3 separate regions of the Mus musculus genome follow, and regions 1 and 3 are each linked to region 2. The links are chromatin loops, found by intact Hi-C in ENCODE. Cell type or tissue: heart. All regions are shown on one strand. Each heading gives the region's core, and the rest is flanking DNA. Links, peaks and the distances in the headings are about the cores only.

Region 1 (5,640 bases), core at 318-5,317, 50 kb after region 2:
ATCCTATGCTCATGTGTTCAAACAACCCCCAGATGTGACTCCATTGCTCAGAAGTCATCCCACCGGCAGAAGAGTCCTTGCTGGCAATCAATCCATGTATGCTCTGAGTATAGGGTCTTCCTTTCTCAGCTCCCCAAGGACGTAGGGTTTGCACTAAGTAAATGTGCCGTTCGTCCACATTTAAAGGACATCATCTGCCTAGTTTGGTAGCACCCACAATCCTATCACTTGGGAGGCCGGAGCAGGAGGATTACAATGAGTTAGGGGTCAGCATGGGATATAGAGAAAGAGTCTTAGCTCAAAACAAAAAGCCAAGTTTTGGGCTGGGATGTAGCTCAGTTGGCAGGGTGCTTTCCTAGCATGTATATGAAGACCTGGGTGCTAAGCCCAGCACAGCATCAAACCAGGTGTGGTACATACCCAGAGCCTCGCTCTTCCAAAGTAGAGCCAGACAGTCATCCTTGGCTGTATATCAAGGTTGAGATCAGCCTGGGATACATAAGACGCCATTAAAAAGAAAGGGAGGCTGAAGAGATGGCTCAGCAGTTAAGAGCACTTGTTCTTTCAGAGGACCCGAGTGTGGTTCTCGTCACACACAGCATGACTCAAAACCATGCTTAACTCCAGTTCTTGGGGGATCTGATATTTCTATGGACACCAGGTACACATGTAATGCATATACAAACCAATTGTGTTTGTGTGTGTGTGTATATGTATATGTATGAAAAAAATAAATAAACCTAAAATTAAATAAATAAATTTTTAAAAGAATCAAATATATATATATATATAATTTTTTTGAGACCAGGTCTTTCTATGTAGTTCAGGCTAACCTCGAATTAATGATCTTCCTCAACCTTTCAAGTGCTGGGATTACAGATATGCATAGCCATCCTAGTTTGATTTCTATTACTGTGATAAAACATTGACTGAAAGCAGCTTGGGCGGGAAGGGTTTATTTCATCTTACAGCTAACGGCACAACAGGGCAGAAAGCCAAGGCAGGACTTCCTGCTACAGGTAGGAACTGACGCAGAGGCCACGGGAGAGCACTGTTTCCTGGCTTATTCCCTACAGCTTGGTTTTTGTTTTCTTTAGACAGGGTTTCTCTAGCTGGCCTAGAAATCACTACATAGGCTGGGCTGACCTCGAACTTGCAGAGTTCATCTGGCTCTGCCTCCCTAAATGTGGGGACTAAAGATTCACACACTGAGTTCCAGGCTAGTCAGGGCTAGAAGTGAGACTCAAACACACACACACACACACACACACACACACACACACACACACACATCCCAAAGGAAAAGGAAAACACAGAAACTAAAGATGTTTTTATTTAAAAATATATATATACTAAGCCAGGCGTGGTGGCGCACACCTTTAATCCCAGCACTTGAGAGGCAGAGGCAGAGGCAGGCAGATTTCTGAGTTCGAGGACAGCCTGGTCTACAGAGTGAGTTCCAGGACAGCCAGGGCTATACAGAGAAACCCTGTCTCGAAAAAACAAAAAACAAAACAAAACAAAAAACCCCAAACAAACAAAATACTTATAGATGCCTTTGTACTGGAGTTTTTAACAACAGGAGTTTATAGCAGCATTTTAGCCTTTACAAAGTACCCCAGAGCTTTGATTTTTAAAAGAGATGCGGTAGAGGCTGGATATGTGGCATTGCAGTTAAGAGAGCTTTGCTCCTCTTATAGAGGACTGGAGTTTGCTTCTCAGAATCTACACTGGGCAGCACACGACCACCTGTAGCTGCCGCACCACATGGTCTGACAGGCTGTTCTGGCCTCCACAGCTACCCACGTTCATATGCACCTGCTCTTACACAGACACGTTTAAAACATAAAGTAAAATAAAAAAGTAAATTCAAAAGAAAAGAATTGTGGTGGGTACGTGTGTGTGTGTAATCACACACACACACACACACACACACACACATACACACACAAACTTAAAACATACCTACGAGTGGAGACTAGAGGTAGGGTAGGAATTGGATATGAAAAAAACTTGGAAGGAGCTATTTTTCAGTTAGTGCATGTGTGTGTAACGTATGTCACTTTTGATTCATATGACTGTATGATGTATAAAACATTGTATTACCAAAAGAACAAGCATGCTTAAAATGAAAGGGGGGTGTTTAATCCCTAGGCGAGACTCTGGGGTGGTGGCATCTGTGAGGGGGTGGCATTCTTAGGGCAGCCACACCAAGTAAGCATCTGCTTACTCCGTCCTGGCTCCACCCACCTTAGCTGATAAACTGAAAGCAAGTCTGGGCTCCCAGGGAAAAGGCCAAGAGTGGCTTGCAGCCTGGTTCTAGAGGGGGCAGAAGTAAGACACTCTTTCTCCCCTGTTTGTTTCTCAATGGCAGAAATTCCTTTTAATCTCTCACGCTACAACAGGGAAGAACTTTACCTGCAGGTCCTTCCTCAGGGAGATAAGATAGACCTAAATTCACAGGTTAGTGTAAATGTCTGTCAGAGTCTAATACATGCCAGGCAAATGCTCTGCCGATTGAACTACACCCCTAGCCCCAGATATAAGGCTCTTAGAGGCTCTATCTCAAAAACACATTTTGTGAGAGATCAAGAAGCCTAGAAGAAGACCCTGGACAGATGAATATAAGGTGACGAAGCATGGCAGACAGTCTGTTTCTTAGTATTCTAGTCTGGGCCAGACCTAGATGAGAGAGCTCCAGGAAACAGAAACCAGGAGAGTCCAGCTGCGTCTGAGGCTAGGCCTGAGTTTAAGTGTCAGCTGCTTCTTTGCTGTGAGCTCTGGTCTGAGTGTTTAGCCTCTGGGAGTCTGTTTTTCCCCCTTTGTGAAATGGGATTGCTGATAAACCCTATGACTCATGGGAGCAGAGAGGAGAGCATCCGGATAGTCGAAGGTGGCGCCGCGGAGAGTGAACTTTACACGGCCAGCCCCCAGGAGTCTTCCTCTACAAGGTGTGCAGGGGCCACCACAAGGCCACGCATGTGGTTCAGAGGAGAAAGGTGACGGAGAGGAGCAGCCATATGGAACAATACCAAGAATGAAAACAGGGTGGTGGGTCTGACTCACACGGTGACTCACTTCCTTGCCCAGGGATGCTCTGAGCCAGGGCTGCTTCTCCCAGGTTCGCTCTCTGGGGAGAAGATATCCCTGCCCTACAGGGAGAGGGAATCAGGGCATCACCCTGTACCCTCCATGTTCAGTTTCAAAGGAGAGCTCAATCAGTTGAAACCTTCAAATTTGAATTCAGAAAATAAATAGACTAAGATCCAGTCTTTAGAAGAAAGGACAGCTTTTGATGGGGGGGGGGCAGTTACAGGGACCTTGGAACTCTTTTGTCCTCTTCTGGATTATCACATGGATATCTGTACCCCACAGGACAGTGGGAAGGCACAGAAGAGTGTCAAGAAACTGAAAAACTCACCCATAATTCTGTTATCCAGACTCAATCATAGGATTTGCCTTAGTATTTTTCCACTTAATTTTTTTTCACTCACATTTCATCTCAGCCAAGTTTATATTGTCTGTATAAATACTATGCAACAGATGTGAACTTGGAAAGTAGAGACAGGATTGGGGAGTGGATTGGAACTTCAAGGTCATCCTTAGATATATAGTGAGTTCAGGGCTAGGCTGGGCTATAGGACACCTTGTATTTTTTTTTTTAAAGGATGAACAAAGCAACAGTTGTGAGCCACACATGTAATTAAAAGTGCTTCACAGTAAGCTCGTGGTTAAAGAAAACGCCAACTAGACAGTCAGGGCACACAAGCCAGTCTCAGTTCTTCAGAGGCAGAGTCAGGCAGATCTGTGAGTTCAAGGTCAACCTGGTCTACACATTGAGTTTCAGGCTAGCCAGAGTTACATGGTGAGACCTTGTCTCAAAAGAAAACAAAAAGAAGAAAGCAAAGAAAAAGAAACACATGCACTTAGTATTTTGTGTAGAGCAATATATCCCAATTTTTTCACCGTATTACAATCAATCAATATAAAATGTTCAGTGATATACTTCCTTGTTTGTATATCTTAGGTAGAAGAAATGTCAGATGCTCAATAGCAACACGGGCTGGTGGTACCCTGGCAGATGGTACAAGTCATTTCATGTTTTCTATCTCCCTTTAGTTCTTGCTTGAGTTAAAGCCTAGGTATGTGTCATAAAATGCCCTTTGGGAAAGATAGCTTTCAGGAGCTACAGTGGCATCCAATGTGATTGTGAGCGCCTCTGATTCCATCCCTGGGGAAGTGGGGACAGGAGAGACTGGATGCAGGAGGTCAAGGTTATCCTTAGCTCCAGAGTGAGATCTAGGCCAGTGTGGGCTACATGAGACCTTGCTACCCCTGCCACCCCACCCCCACAAAGCTCTACAGAAACGTGCATAATCTGTCTGACTTCAAAGGCAATGTAGTTGGCTTCTGTTGGGTGTTTTCTGTGTGTTTCCCTGCTCAAGGATATGTGCTGGCTACTTCGTGTAATATTGAACAAAAATTGGATATACATAATGCACACTTCTTCATAACCCCTCTTTTCATTTCATGGTGCATTGTGAATGAAAAAAAAAAAACACCAGTAAAAATGTATAAGTCAAACTTGAGCCTTTAGAGCAGTGGCTCTCAAACTTCCTGATGCCTCCATCCTAATACTGCTCCTCACGGTGTGGTGACCCCGTGCCCGCCCCCCCATAAAATTATCCTCATTACTACTTCATATCAATAATTTTGCTGCTGTTCTAAATCATAAAGCAAATATCTGTGTTTTCTGGTGGTTTTAGGCAACCCCAAAGGGGTTGTGACCCACAGGTTGAGGGTCACCACTGCTCTACAGGGAGCCAATTGTATTCAAACACCTCTCTCAGGGACAGAGTGTAATCTTGCCATTCCCTGTTCCTCAGATGTAGAAGCCGAAGCTCTAGGTTAAGGAGAAAGACTTTGAATTCTTGGGCTAGGGATGTAGTTCAGCTGGTAGGCTAGTGTGCACGAAGCCCTGGCTTCCATTGCTAGCACTGCATAAAGCCAGGCGTGGAGAGGTGTGCCTATAACCCCAGCCCCCGAGGTAGAAACAGAAGATCAAGGTTGCTCTGGCTACACATCGAGTACAAGGCCAGCCTGGGATACACGAGACCCTGTCTGAAATGGGGGAGAAAAATTAATTCTTGCAAAGTTGGGACTCAATCCAGATCTGATTTTAGCCTCTAAGGTTTTCATTTTTACCATATGGTCTCCTTCTGTAGGGAGGCAGGGAGAGGAGCCAAGAAATGCCAAGAAAACACTCTACAAATTAACTTCTGCAGTAGGAGACTCAGGAAATTGGGACTTGCTCCATAATTTTGCCTAACAACCTCCACAATCACACAGGTGAAGCTTTTCGCTCTGTAGCCACGTGGCTCCTGGGCCACAGTTCTTCTCTTCTGATAAATATTTTCCTTGATAGGTTGCTTCTCTCAGACTTCCAAGAAAGAGTCCCTAAGAAATCATCAGGACCAGCACACCTAGTATTGAAGCCAGATAGCCTTCCTCCCTCACTCCCCCCTCCCTCCCCCCTCCCTATTCTCTTCTTCCTCCTTCTCCCTCTCCCTCTCCCTCTCCCTCTCCCTCCCCCTCCCCCTCCCCCTCCCCCTCCCCCTCCCCCTCTCCCTCTCCCTCTCT
Region 2 (5,640 bases), core at 492-5,491:
AGGCTCTGTTCTGCCTAGTCTTTGAAGTATCAAATCAAACTTCGGAACAGAAAAGAAATAGGCAAGTGTTATCCAGCTGTGATTATTCAAAGAGCACTGGCTGTGATCTACGGATGTTTCCTGTGCCCTTCCCTGACACGAGTTTCCCTCTTGCTGCCAGAGACAACCAATATCCTGGGTTTTTTTTTTTTTCCCCTTAGAATCATTTTAATAGTTTTTCCACCTACACATATAACCTTAAGCCACATGATTCTGTTTCCTTTGTTTTGGAAGTTAACGTGAATGAAATCACCCCTTACGTATTCTTTTGGGATTTGGTTCTTTCAACACTACGTGAGGTCCCCCTGGGCTCTTCCGAATAGCGACAGTTCGTTTAGTTTTCTTTGCTGGACAGTCCACAAGGTATTTATGCAATCTATGTTCAATGAACAGTGGATTGTTTCCAATTTTTAAACCAGCAATGGTACTGTGAACATTTTCTTTTTTTCTTTTCTTTCTTTTTTTAAAGGCTTATTTATTTTATGTTTATGAATACACTATTTGTATTCATAAATACACTATAGCTGTCTTCAGACACACCAGAAAAGGGCATCAGATCCCATTACAGATGGTTGTGAGCTACCATGTGGTTGCTGGGAATTGAACTCAGGACCTCTGGAAGAGCAGTCAGTGCTTCGTAACCACTGAGCCATCTCCCCAGCCCTACTATGAGTGTTTTCCTTTGTGTAGTCTGATCAGCTGATGTGTATCTAAAGGCAGATCTGCAGTTGTCAAGATGTCCTTTGTTCCATGCCCTGATCTGTATGGGTACTGCACCATGCAGATGTCAATACCTGTGGCCACATGGGAAAGAACACACTATGTATGATGTGGGAAACACAGAAACCTAAAATACAGGGTTCTTCCTGAAAACAATGACCAAAGAGAGATCATGTGACCCAGCAATTTCCCCTCCTCCGTATGTGCCGTGAGTACTGAGAACATGTTCAGCAAGGCCTAGTGTCATATATTTGTAACTCCACTGCTCAGGAGGCTGAGGCAGGAGGATCATGAATTAGAGGCTAGCCTAGAGTATATGGCAAGATTCTGACTCAAAATAACAGTGTGGGGTGGGTGCGAGGAGGCTGGAGAGATGGTTCAGCACTTTAAAGCTCTTATAGAGAACCCAGGTTCAATTTCCAGCGTCTACATGCGGGCTTACAACTATATGGAGCTCAAGCATGATCATGGTACACATACACACATGCAGGCAAAAACCTCATACACATAGAATAAAAAAAAATAAAGAAGAAAATAGATGTTCATATAAAGTATATAAAATACCCACCGTAGCCTTTTCAAGTATCCAGAGATGAAATGCAGTGTGTGTACACGTGTGCATGTACGTGCACACATGGACATGTGCATGATGGAAAACTATTCAGCAGTAAGAATTAAGGAGTTACTGATACATGGATGAGTTTTGAAAGCATGACATTAAATGAAAGAAAAACCAGACACCAAAAAAATCACATACAATATGATCCGACTTATGTGACATGTCCAGAATAGTCAAGTTCAGACACAGATTGGGACAAATTGGACTTGACAGGGATGGAAGGGTCATGTTGCTAGGGACTGCTTGTGAATATAGGGGGATGAAGGCTTCAGTTAGTGGTCATGGCTGTTTAAGTATAGCAAAGGCCCTACACTGTAGGGCCTTTTTTTTTTTTTTTGGCTTTTCGAGACAGGGTTTCTCTGTATATCCCTGGCTGTCCTGGAACTCACTCTGTAGACCAGGCTGGCCTCGAACTCAGAAATCCACCTGCCTCTGCCTCCCAAGTGCTGGGATTAAAGGTGTGTGCCACCATGCCCAGCTCCTACAGTGTATTCTTAAAAGGGTGAATTTTATGATATATGAATAGAAGCACAACACTTTATTTTTAGACAGTGTCTGTCTATGTGGCCCTGCCTGTCTTAGAACTCATTTTCTAGACCAGGCTGGCCTTGAACTCACAGAGAGCTGCTTGCCTCTGTCTCCTGAGTGCTGGGGTTAAAGTTGTCTACCACCATGCCGGGATAGCATTCTCCTTTTCAAAGCTATTTTAATTTTGTGTATGTTGTCTGTGTGCTGGTATGCCCACATGTGTGGGTGCCTGAGGAGGCTAGAAGAGAGTGTTGGGTCTCCTGGTGCTGGAGTTACAAAAAGCCGTCTCAATAGGTGAGCCATCACATCTCTCCGGGCTCAACCATCCTTCTCTGTCGTTCATGCTTCGAGACTGGGATATAGCTCAGTGACAACAGGAGCTTACCTGGGATGCTCAGGACCCTGGATTCAACTCCCCTGCAAGTACTGCACTAAAGTAAAAAAAAAAAAAAAAATCACCTATTCAAAGCAGGGTGTGGAGTACCTAAGACAGGCCAGCCCGGAATTGGTCCTGGAAAGCAACAACTGGATCGCCCCAAGGGCAGTTTAATGATGGTACCAAGTGCAGAGTGTAGGGAGGGTCTAGGGAAAATTTGTCTCAAGTCATAATGAAGCAGTTCAGGGTCGGTGGAGGGGCAGCCAATACTATCCTGATCTGAAAAGGGGTGTAGGGGCAAGGTGTGAGCGATCTCCAGGAAGAACTGTGGAGGAGGGCTTCCAAAGGGGGCTTCCACATTGAGCAAGCTCCCTACTGCATCCTGTCCTCCGCTCAGCCTCTCCTCTGTGTGGACACCCATCAGGGCACCCACCTGTCAGCCAGTGGGACAGGGGCTTAGGCAATGGGGGCCTTCAGTGCACAGTGCGCATGCGTGAGTCTGACATCTACAGAGGCAGTTGGCATTGGCCCCATTCAAGCACTCCCCGAGGTCTACAGTGGAGAAGAGAAGGCTGCCAAGCCCCTGTGAAGAAGAAAGAGACTGTGTATCGTCCCAGCCCCTCGTGACTTCACACTGGGTGTGAAGACAGAATAGGATCCTGAAAGAGGCCGACTTTAACGAAAGGAATGAGTGTGTGCACTTTTGGACATGGCGTCTAGATGTCCTTCCAATTAAGCGGTGCACAGTAAGTTGGGGTGAGTCCTGGTGATGAAGGTGCCCTTCATGACCATGGGGAAGCTTGGAAATGGATACTAAGCACCCCTGGGGGTGTATTAATGCAAGTACAGAAGGACAACTCCACGCTGAGGGACACCCCTCTGGGGCTCAAAGCCTAGGGTTGAGCCGGAGAGTCTGATAATGGGCAGACACCCAAGGCCTGCTCTTGGAAGCCAGGATGTGTGTGGACTGCGCCCTCCCCGGAGGTTACCCCGAGTGCTGGCGCAGCTCTCTGGCTCAACCGCCCGAGCACTCACGGGGCTCCTTCCAGCCTTTATTGGGACATCTGCCACCTCCCAGGTCCTCCTCTTCCAAAGCCAAGAAGGGTCAGAGGAAGGGAGTGTCCCTGTATACCAACGTAGCAGAGCAGCTTCTGAAAGCTGAGGGGGGCCCCCAGGGAGAAAACATGGCCGTGCCAATTTTGAAAGGTCCCCAAACGACTTCTAAAAGCACCAAGGCCCATGAGTAAGACTGCGGTGCTGGATGGAACGCGGGGGCAGGAATGCTGCCCAGATCCCTGGCAGGAGCTGCGGGAAGAAAGCAGGCCAGGGCGCTGCCTCTGCAGCAGACGCATTGTCCCCCCTGTTCTGTGGGCTCTTGGGTATCTCTGTCCAGGCAAAGCCCGAGCCCACCCGTGGGCAGCTTCTAGCCTGCAAGGCTCAGCACCCTGCAGGATTCTCTTCCACACAGGTCCCTCACCTCTGGCTCCACGCCCAGCCAGTTGCCCACAGACTGGAAAACAAAGGAACACTGCCTTCCCTGGAGACCTGTGCTTAAGGGATGGAAGGGATGGGCCTTGGGCAGGCTGGGCGGATACTCTGTTGATTTTTTTTTTTTTTTTCCGAGTGCAGAGACTATGACAGCCAATTCCTGTTGGAAGTAGCTTTGTTTTCTTTGGATGGTGGAACACTTTTCCTTTCTCGTGACTGTGGCAGTTTTGGGTCATGTTTAGGATGGTGACTAGTTAGCCTAATTATGTGCCTTCCACAACCACGTTCTTAACCTTTTGGGGCACAGATGTTATTACAACCTTGATTGAGAAGAGGGGTCACCTCTTCTCTCTCCCCTCTGCGCCTCAATCGGAGCATTTAACTCCTAGTGGGTTAGGACTCTTTGTAGAGGCCAGGAGTGCGTAGCTCAACAGGTTCAAGGCCCTGAATTCTGTCCCAGTTTGGGGACAAAAATGAGAAACTGTTGGGTTAAGGAAAATAAGGAAAGGCCCTTCCTGTCCCCCTATATTCTACCCTAGATTTCCTTCAGTCTGGTTTTTAAGATTCCTAGCACTGGTTGGGTCAGTGCGCCCTGCTTGGCTCCTGTCTGAATCAGTCCATGTGTCTAGGCACGTTTCTAGCTAAGGCTGCCTCTGGGTGAAGGCTCCAGGACCGCACCACGCCTCTCTTTCAGGCATCAGGCTATTCCAGAGGGATTTGTAAGCTCTTTGTCTTATCTCTGTCTCTCTATTACACAGAAGCCGGGCAACCAGAGTCTCTGTAGCTTCAAGGAGAGGTGGCCCTATTTCCAAGGAGCAGGTTCTAGGGAGACAGGCGTTGTCTGGTTTTGTTAAATTCCAGCAGAAAGTCACTTTGCCAAAAATGCCAAAAATAAAAAGGACTGTCTAGACACTCACATATTAGACACTCTAATATGAACAGAGACTTTGACCTTGACGTCATCAGGTTTTGCTTCCATGGCAAGATGAAGGGGTAGGTCAATTAACAGACAGGGCTGTGTACCTGCTGTGCACCAGGCTGTGTTCTTGGCACCTGGAGGCATGTGGTGATGAGACAGACACCCAAACACTGGTAATTGTAGAAAGTAGAAAATACAAAGATGAAAGTAATGTAGTGTGGAATGACCAGGGTTGCCGTGGTAGGGACGTGATGAGAAAGGTCTCTGAGAATTCACAACTGGGACAGAGACCTGCTTTCCGGCTCACTTACCTGCCCGCTCTCCACCTCACTTTCTGTAGCCAGTTAAAGGTCGGCTGTGAAAGAAATGCAACATAACATTCTAGGAATAGACAACTTACAATGTTTGCATTGGGTATTATTCTGAGGAACATGAAAAAAATGTCACACAATGCCAGCTCATGGCCCATGCTCCCACACAGTGTGCCCATGCTGTGTGGCTGTGCCACCTACCTGCTGATCCCTTGGCAGCCATTCTGAGGGAGCCCACCGTTCTGCAGCTTTGATCACAGTATACTGTGACATTTGTTCGATCTTATTAATGGTTATTATCAGTCTCTTTGTAAATTATTCCTATGGAGAGATAGGAAAAACACACATAGGATTTGGTGCTGTCTGATGCTTTAGACTCCCTCTGCGGATCTTGCAACCTATCCCCCATTGGTGAGCCGAGGCTACAGTATTCAAAAGATAGTAGCCACTTGGAGGACTTCAGGCTGAGGGGACAGCTATTGCGAAGGCTCTGAGACTTGAATGGTTGACCTGCTTAAGGAACAGAGAAACAGTAGACTTGGACAGAGTGAGGAATGGGAAGACGGGAGATGGCACACATCCTATAGGATCACATCCTATATAAGCCTTTCAAGGAAGTGGAAGTTGGGTTTTTATTACA
Region 3 (5,640 bases), core at 177-5,176, 55 kb before region 2:
CACACACACATTAGGGGCCAGAGAAATGGCTCAGCTTATAAAAATGCTAAAGCTTGATGCTTTGAGTTTGATCTTTGGATTTTACATGGTAGAAGGAGAGAACTGACCACTACAGGTTCTCCTCTGACCTCTATAGGGACCCCTCCCCACCCCCATAAGCAAGTCAATGTACTTTTTTTTTAATTAGGTATTTTCCTCATTTACATTTTCAATGCTATCCCAAAGGTCCCCCATACCCCCCCAATCCCCTACCCACCCACTCCCCCTTTTTGGCCCTGGCATTCCCATGTACTGGGGCATATAAAGTTTGCAAGTCCAATGGGCCTCTCTTTGCAGTGATGGCCGACTAGGCCATCTTTTGATACATATGCAGCTAAAGACAAGAGCTCCCGGGTACTGGTTAGTTCATATTGTTGTTCCACCTATAGGGTTGCAGTTCCCTTTAGCTCCTTGGGTACTTTCTCTAGCTCCTCCATTAGGGGCCGTAAATGTACTTTTTAAAGGTGGAGCTGATGCAGATTTTCCATAAGCCCTAAATTCAACCACGTATAACTTTCTGGATTTTTTTTTTGGAAATCTTACTGCCTCACAAATTTTATAATAGGGTCTGTGGGAGAATGGCGATACAAGAAGCAAGCTCTTTGCTCTGTGTTTCATTTTCACTGTTTTGTAGGGATATGCAGTTTACAAATCTGTGTGCTCACTCCTACATGCACAAGGAAGCTGGAGGAGTGGTCACGTGTCTTCATCTGTCATTCCTCTTCAGGTTCCCTGAAAGAAAGTCTCTCCCTGAACTTGGGGCTTGCTGTTTTCAGCTCTACCAGATGGCCAGCAAGCTCTCAGGAGCTGCCTTCCTCCACCACCACCCCAGAACTAGAATTACAGGCATAGGAAGGCCTGCCGGGCTTTTACTGCCGAGGGAGGGAATGGTTAAGTCGTCACTTTTGCTCAGCAAGTGCTCTGAGTCTCTACTGTGGTGCCTTTCCCCTGTGCTGGCTGGTTTTGTGTGTCAATTTGATGCAGGCTGGAGTTATCACAGAGAAAGGAGCTTCAGTTGGGGAAATGCCTCCATGAGATCCGGCTGTAAGGCATTTTCTCAATTAGTGATCAAGTGGAGAGGGCCCATTGTGGGTGGTGCCATCCCTGGGCTGGTAGTTGTGGTTCTATAAAAGTGCAGGCTGAGCAAGCCAGGGGAAGCAAGCCTATAAAGAACATCCCTCCATGGCCTCTGCATCAGCTCCTGCTTCCTAACCTGCTTGAGTTCCAGTCCTGACTTCCTTGGTGATGAACAGCAATGTGGAAGTGTAAGCTGAATAAACCCTTTCCTCCCCAACTTGCTTCATGGTCATGATGTTTGTGCATAGAATAGAAACCCTGACTAAGACAATGGCTTATAACCTGCAAGCATAATAAACCTTCTACTTCTCCAGCTGGTTTTGGTCAGTATTTATGAGAGCCATCAGAGCAAACTACAGTACATAGTTTGTGTAATTAGGAACTTAGGTTATGGAAAGTAGACATGGTGGTGTCCTTTTAAGCCAGCACATGGGAGGCAGAGGCCTCTGAGTTCCAGGACAACCAGGCTTACATACTGATACATTTCTAAACAAACAAACAAACAATAAAATATTAGTGAAAGAGGTTGCAAATAGTTTACAGAGTCATGAGTGCTAGGTTGTGAAGTAACACCGTGAAACATTTTAGGATGATCAGCCTCTTAGTTTTCACCGCAATTAAAGAGAAAGGCTCGCAACCTTGCACATTAACTTAGAATTCCAAATTACCTAGACTTTTAGCAAGGGTCATTTGAAGTAAATCCTATTTTAGGCCATTTAGAAACTAAAACAGTGTAGATGAGCCCTGATCACTGAAGAATTCAGTTAGAGATTGTTTTGTCAGTAGTGGAAGAAACTTAGGACATCTACCCTTGCCCCAACTGCTGTCCTAAGGCCTTGTACCTAAGAGCCATGGAGTCCAACGCCACTTGTGATTTACACAGTGGATTGCTGGGCTCACGCCTCTCTTAGCACACTCTCTTTAACACACATCCCAAACCTCTGGGCAAGGAAGGTAGAGGTCACCACACCCATTTTAATTGTTGAGCCTTTTGGAGCCTAAAGGGAACCAGTCTGGGGGACAGCAAAGCTTGTAACCCCGGGGGCTGCAATTCTGGATGGGAAGATCAAGGGAAAATGCGGGTCCGTTCATTCGGGGACCCAGGGTGGCAGGAAGGGAAAAGAGACGCTGGAAACCGGCTCTTTTCTTTTAGGGCCGGGCCTGCCCATGGGCCGAGCAGAGAGAATGCTCTCCTGTGGTGACACTTGTCACCCGGCCACGTTTAGGCGCTGGTCCAAAATCACGATATCTGATTGGCAAGGTTGGAGGGGCTGGTCGACGCCGATTGGCCAGTCGGACGTCGGACCAGGTTTACCCGGTTACGGAAGCCGAGGAGGACCCAGCGCGGGCCGGCAAGTCAAGGAAGTTAGCGGTGGAAGCCCAGATAGCGGCGGAGAGGGCTTCGGATCCCATGGCGACCCCGGAGGCCAGCGGCAGTGGCGAGAAGGTCGAGGGCTCCGAGCCCTCCGTCACCTACTACCGGCTGGAGGAGGTGGCGAAGCGAAACTCGGCGGAAGAGACGTGGATGGTGATCCACGGGCGAGTCTACGATATCACCCGCTTCCTCAGCGAGGTGCGGGCCGGGGAGGCGGGAGGCCTCCGCGCGCTGCCGGGGTGGGGGTGGGGAGAGGCCACGCGTGGCTGTCCGGCGCCCGGAAGGAACCGTGACCCTCGGAGGGGCTGCAGTCTCAGCCTCGACTGACAACGTGCGTTTCTCAATGCATGGAGCACTTGCAGGATGCTAGATCACACGCCAGGCCATCAACCCGTTTCCCATAAAGAGAAACTGAGGCTCACGGAGGCCGGGAGCTCTCAAGGGCACACACTTAACGACCTAATCGAGCCCAGTTCAGAACTGCTCCTTTCCAGGAAGTATGCCTTAGAAAGCAGTGCTTTGGGGGGCTTTTATTTTCTAGAGGAGAAGGCAGTTTTTTTAAAAAGTAAAAACAATTAAATTTTGTATGTGGGGGGGGTGGGGGTGGGGGTGGGGGCATCTGCATCTGCGTTTGGTGCCAGAGGTCAGAACCCCAGGAGCTGGATAAGAGGAGGTTGTGAGCCTCCTGATGTGGGTGTTGGGTACTGGATCTTCCGAGAAAACAGAACATGTGCACATGTGCTCTTATCCAGTGAGCTGAGATTCCTCCCACCCCTGTTCCTGGTTAGGCAGTAGAGTGTGTGGGGTGTGTGTGTGTGTGTGTGTGTGTCCGTGGAACTTTTATGTAGAGCAGGCTGGCTTCGAACTCAGGGATCCTTCTGCCTCTGCCTTCTGAACGCTGGGGTTAAATGTGTGGGCCACCAACACCTGGCTTTCAACCCTTTTGTTAGTGCTTCAAATCAAATCTTATTACTCAAGATCTCTTTGAGACTGTTGGGCCACAGATAATTTTCCTCTTTGTGACAGGGCGTTTTTCAGCTTATTACATAGTCTCTGTAGACCTTGAACTTCTAATCTTCCTGTATATGCCTTTCTAGGGATCAGATCGCTCATGCTTATTAGGCAAACACTGTCAACTATATTACACCTCTAGCTGGGGTTTGACAAGTGTATTTGACCATGTAGTCACTACAGTAAGGAAAAAGAACATTTCACCCCACTAAGATGTTACTCTCTTGTTCCTTTGCTGACTGTCAATCTTTTTTTTTTTTTTTTTCCAAGACAGGGTTTCTCTGTGTAGCCCTGGCTGTCCTGGAACTCACTCTGTAGACCAGGCTGGCCTCAAACTCAGAAATTTGCCTGCCTCTGCCTCCCAAGTGCTGGGATTAAAGGCGCCACCACTGCCCAGCCTAAAGATTCTTTTTTTTTTTTTAAAGATTTATGCATTTATTTATTATGTGTAAGTACACTGTAGCTGTTTTCAGACGCACCAGAAGAGAGCATCTGATGTGAGCTACCATGTGGTTGCTGGGATTTGAACTCAGAACCTTTGGAAGAACAGTCAGTGTTCTTAACCACTGAGCCATTTCTCCAGTTCTTGTTTTCTCTCTCTCTCTCTCTCTCTCTCTCTCTCTCTCTCTCTCTCTCTCTCTTTTTTTTTTTTTTTTTTTTTGGTTTATCGAGACAGGGTTTCTCTGTGTAGCCCTGGCTGTCCTGGAACTCACTCTGTAGACCAGGCTGGCCTCGAACTCAGAAATCCGCCTGCCTCTGCCTCCCGAGTGCTGGGATTAAAGGCGTGTGCCACCACGCCCGGCTTTTTCCTCCTTTTAAAACAATGTTTTTTTGGCTTGAACCCAGGGCCTTAGATGAGTACAGGGCAAACACTGAACCAAACCCCTTATGCCCCCAGCCTAGCTGTTTGCTGTATCAATTGTTATTTTGAGATAGGATCTTATATAACCTAGAATTCCTGGTTCTTCTTCCTCTACCTCCCAAGCACTAGAATTATGGCTGTGTAATGTCAATCTTGGGCCAACATTTTGTTGTTGTTTGTTTGTTTGTTTGTTTGACACAGGGCCTTTCTACACAGCCCTGGCTGTCCTGGAACTCACGATGTAGACCAGACTGGCCTCGAACTCACAGAGATCTGCCTGCCTCTGCCGCTTGAGTGCTGAGATTAAAGGTGGCCCAGCTTCATTTTTAAATAACTGGTTGAGAGCAACATAGATAGACGTAACTATTATATTAATATGGATACCAGAAACAGTTTCTGTGACATTCTGATCATATATAATTGTCTGATGAGTGATGGAGCCTAGCTTAGAAGATTCCTTGATTTCTTTTGCCCATATCTTATTACTTCAAAATACTAGTCTTAACACTTGTTTTCTGGTATTTGTCTTTTAATACATTTACTGTTAAAGCATAGTATATAGACAGTCCATGTCCCAGAATTTCTTGATTGATTGAGCATAGATAGTGGGTTCGGAAGGACCCAGATAAGGGGACATTGCCAGCCTATTTCACCATGTTCTGATAAAGCTAGAGATATCTTCTAGGCAAGGCTTTCCTTAAACTTGAGATACAGATCTTTATCTGTGGTTAGCTATTTCTTTTATTATTGTCCTTATTGTTTAGACATGGTCTTACCTGTTGTCTAGGCCACCTCTTTGGTGCCCAGTCTGGCCCTGCATTTGTGGCAATCCTCCAGTGTCACCTTCCTCAGTGCTGAGAGGACACACTTGAACCACCACGCCGAGCTTGCAGCTGCCTGTTCCAAGTTAACTTGTTCCATTGTCTTTCACCCCGTCCAAGCTTACTCATCCATCTGCTTACTCGAATATCAAATCACTGCTTGGTACCAGCTACTGTTTTAGGTACTGAGGACACAGTAGTCAGTAAATACCTGTGCCATCTAGAGTAGGGAGCAGACAGCAAACAGAAAGTGAATGAATTGTATCCCACGGTTAGAGGGTAGATGGGTGCTAAGAGGATGGTGTAATCTGTGTATGTGGTGAGATCATGAAGAAGGAGGTTGACTTTTTTTTTTTTTTTTTTTTTTTTATGAAGGCCAGAGAGAATGTCATGGTGATGCCTTAAGGCCAGGAGTAAAATGAAGGAGTTATCCACGTGGGTGTCCATGTGAATTC

Evidence for each region. Hi-C counts contacts between places; a loop is a spot of excess contacts. Peaks named below come from ENCODE experiments on the same cell type or tissue, not always from the same donor. Only the 100,000 strongest peaks of a DNase experiment are listed, where the experiment ranks them.
Region 1: a loop joins it to region 2, with 2.3 times the contacts of the local background. A loop is called at or near these places in 7 of 42 quality-filtered maps.
Region 3: a loop joins it to region 2, with 3 times the contacts of the local background. A loop is called at or near these places in 2 of 42 quality-filtered maps.

Annotation. Positions count from the first base shown.
Region 1 is chr8:107,252,315-107,257,954 of GRCm38, forward strand. No RefSeq gene overlaps it. Among named protein-coding and RNA genes, the nearest start is that of Nfat5, 38 kb to the right of the region's middle. In heart, for the core only: no CTCF peak of the experiment used is centred there; DNase peaks (open chromatin) are centred at 2,237 and 2,917; H3K27ac peaks cover 1,206 bases.
Region 2 is chr8:107,202,552-107,208,191 of GRCm38, forward strand. 4930517G24Rik (RIKEN cDNA 4930517G24 gene) reads left to right here and starts at 2,779. Exons shown (of 3, transcript NR_166499.1): 1 at 2,779-3,038. In heart, for the core only: a CTCF peak has its summit at 3,175; DNase peaks (open chromatin) are centred at 2,760, 3,300, 3,790 and 4,390; H3K27ac peaks cover 1,727 bases.
Region 3 is chr8:107,148,185-107,153,824 of GRCm38, forward strand. Cyb5b (cytochrome b5 type B) reads left to right here and starts at 2,477. Exons shown (of 5, transcript NM_025558.5): 1 at 2,477-2,689. The coding sequence starts at 2,528. In heart, for the core only: no CTCF peak of the experiment used is centred there; a DNase peak (open chromatin) is centred at 2,407; H3K4me3 peaks cover 1,842 bases; H3K27ac peaks cover 1,844 bases.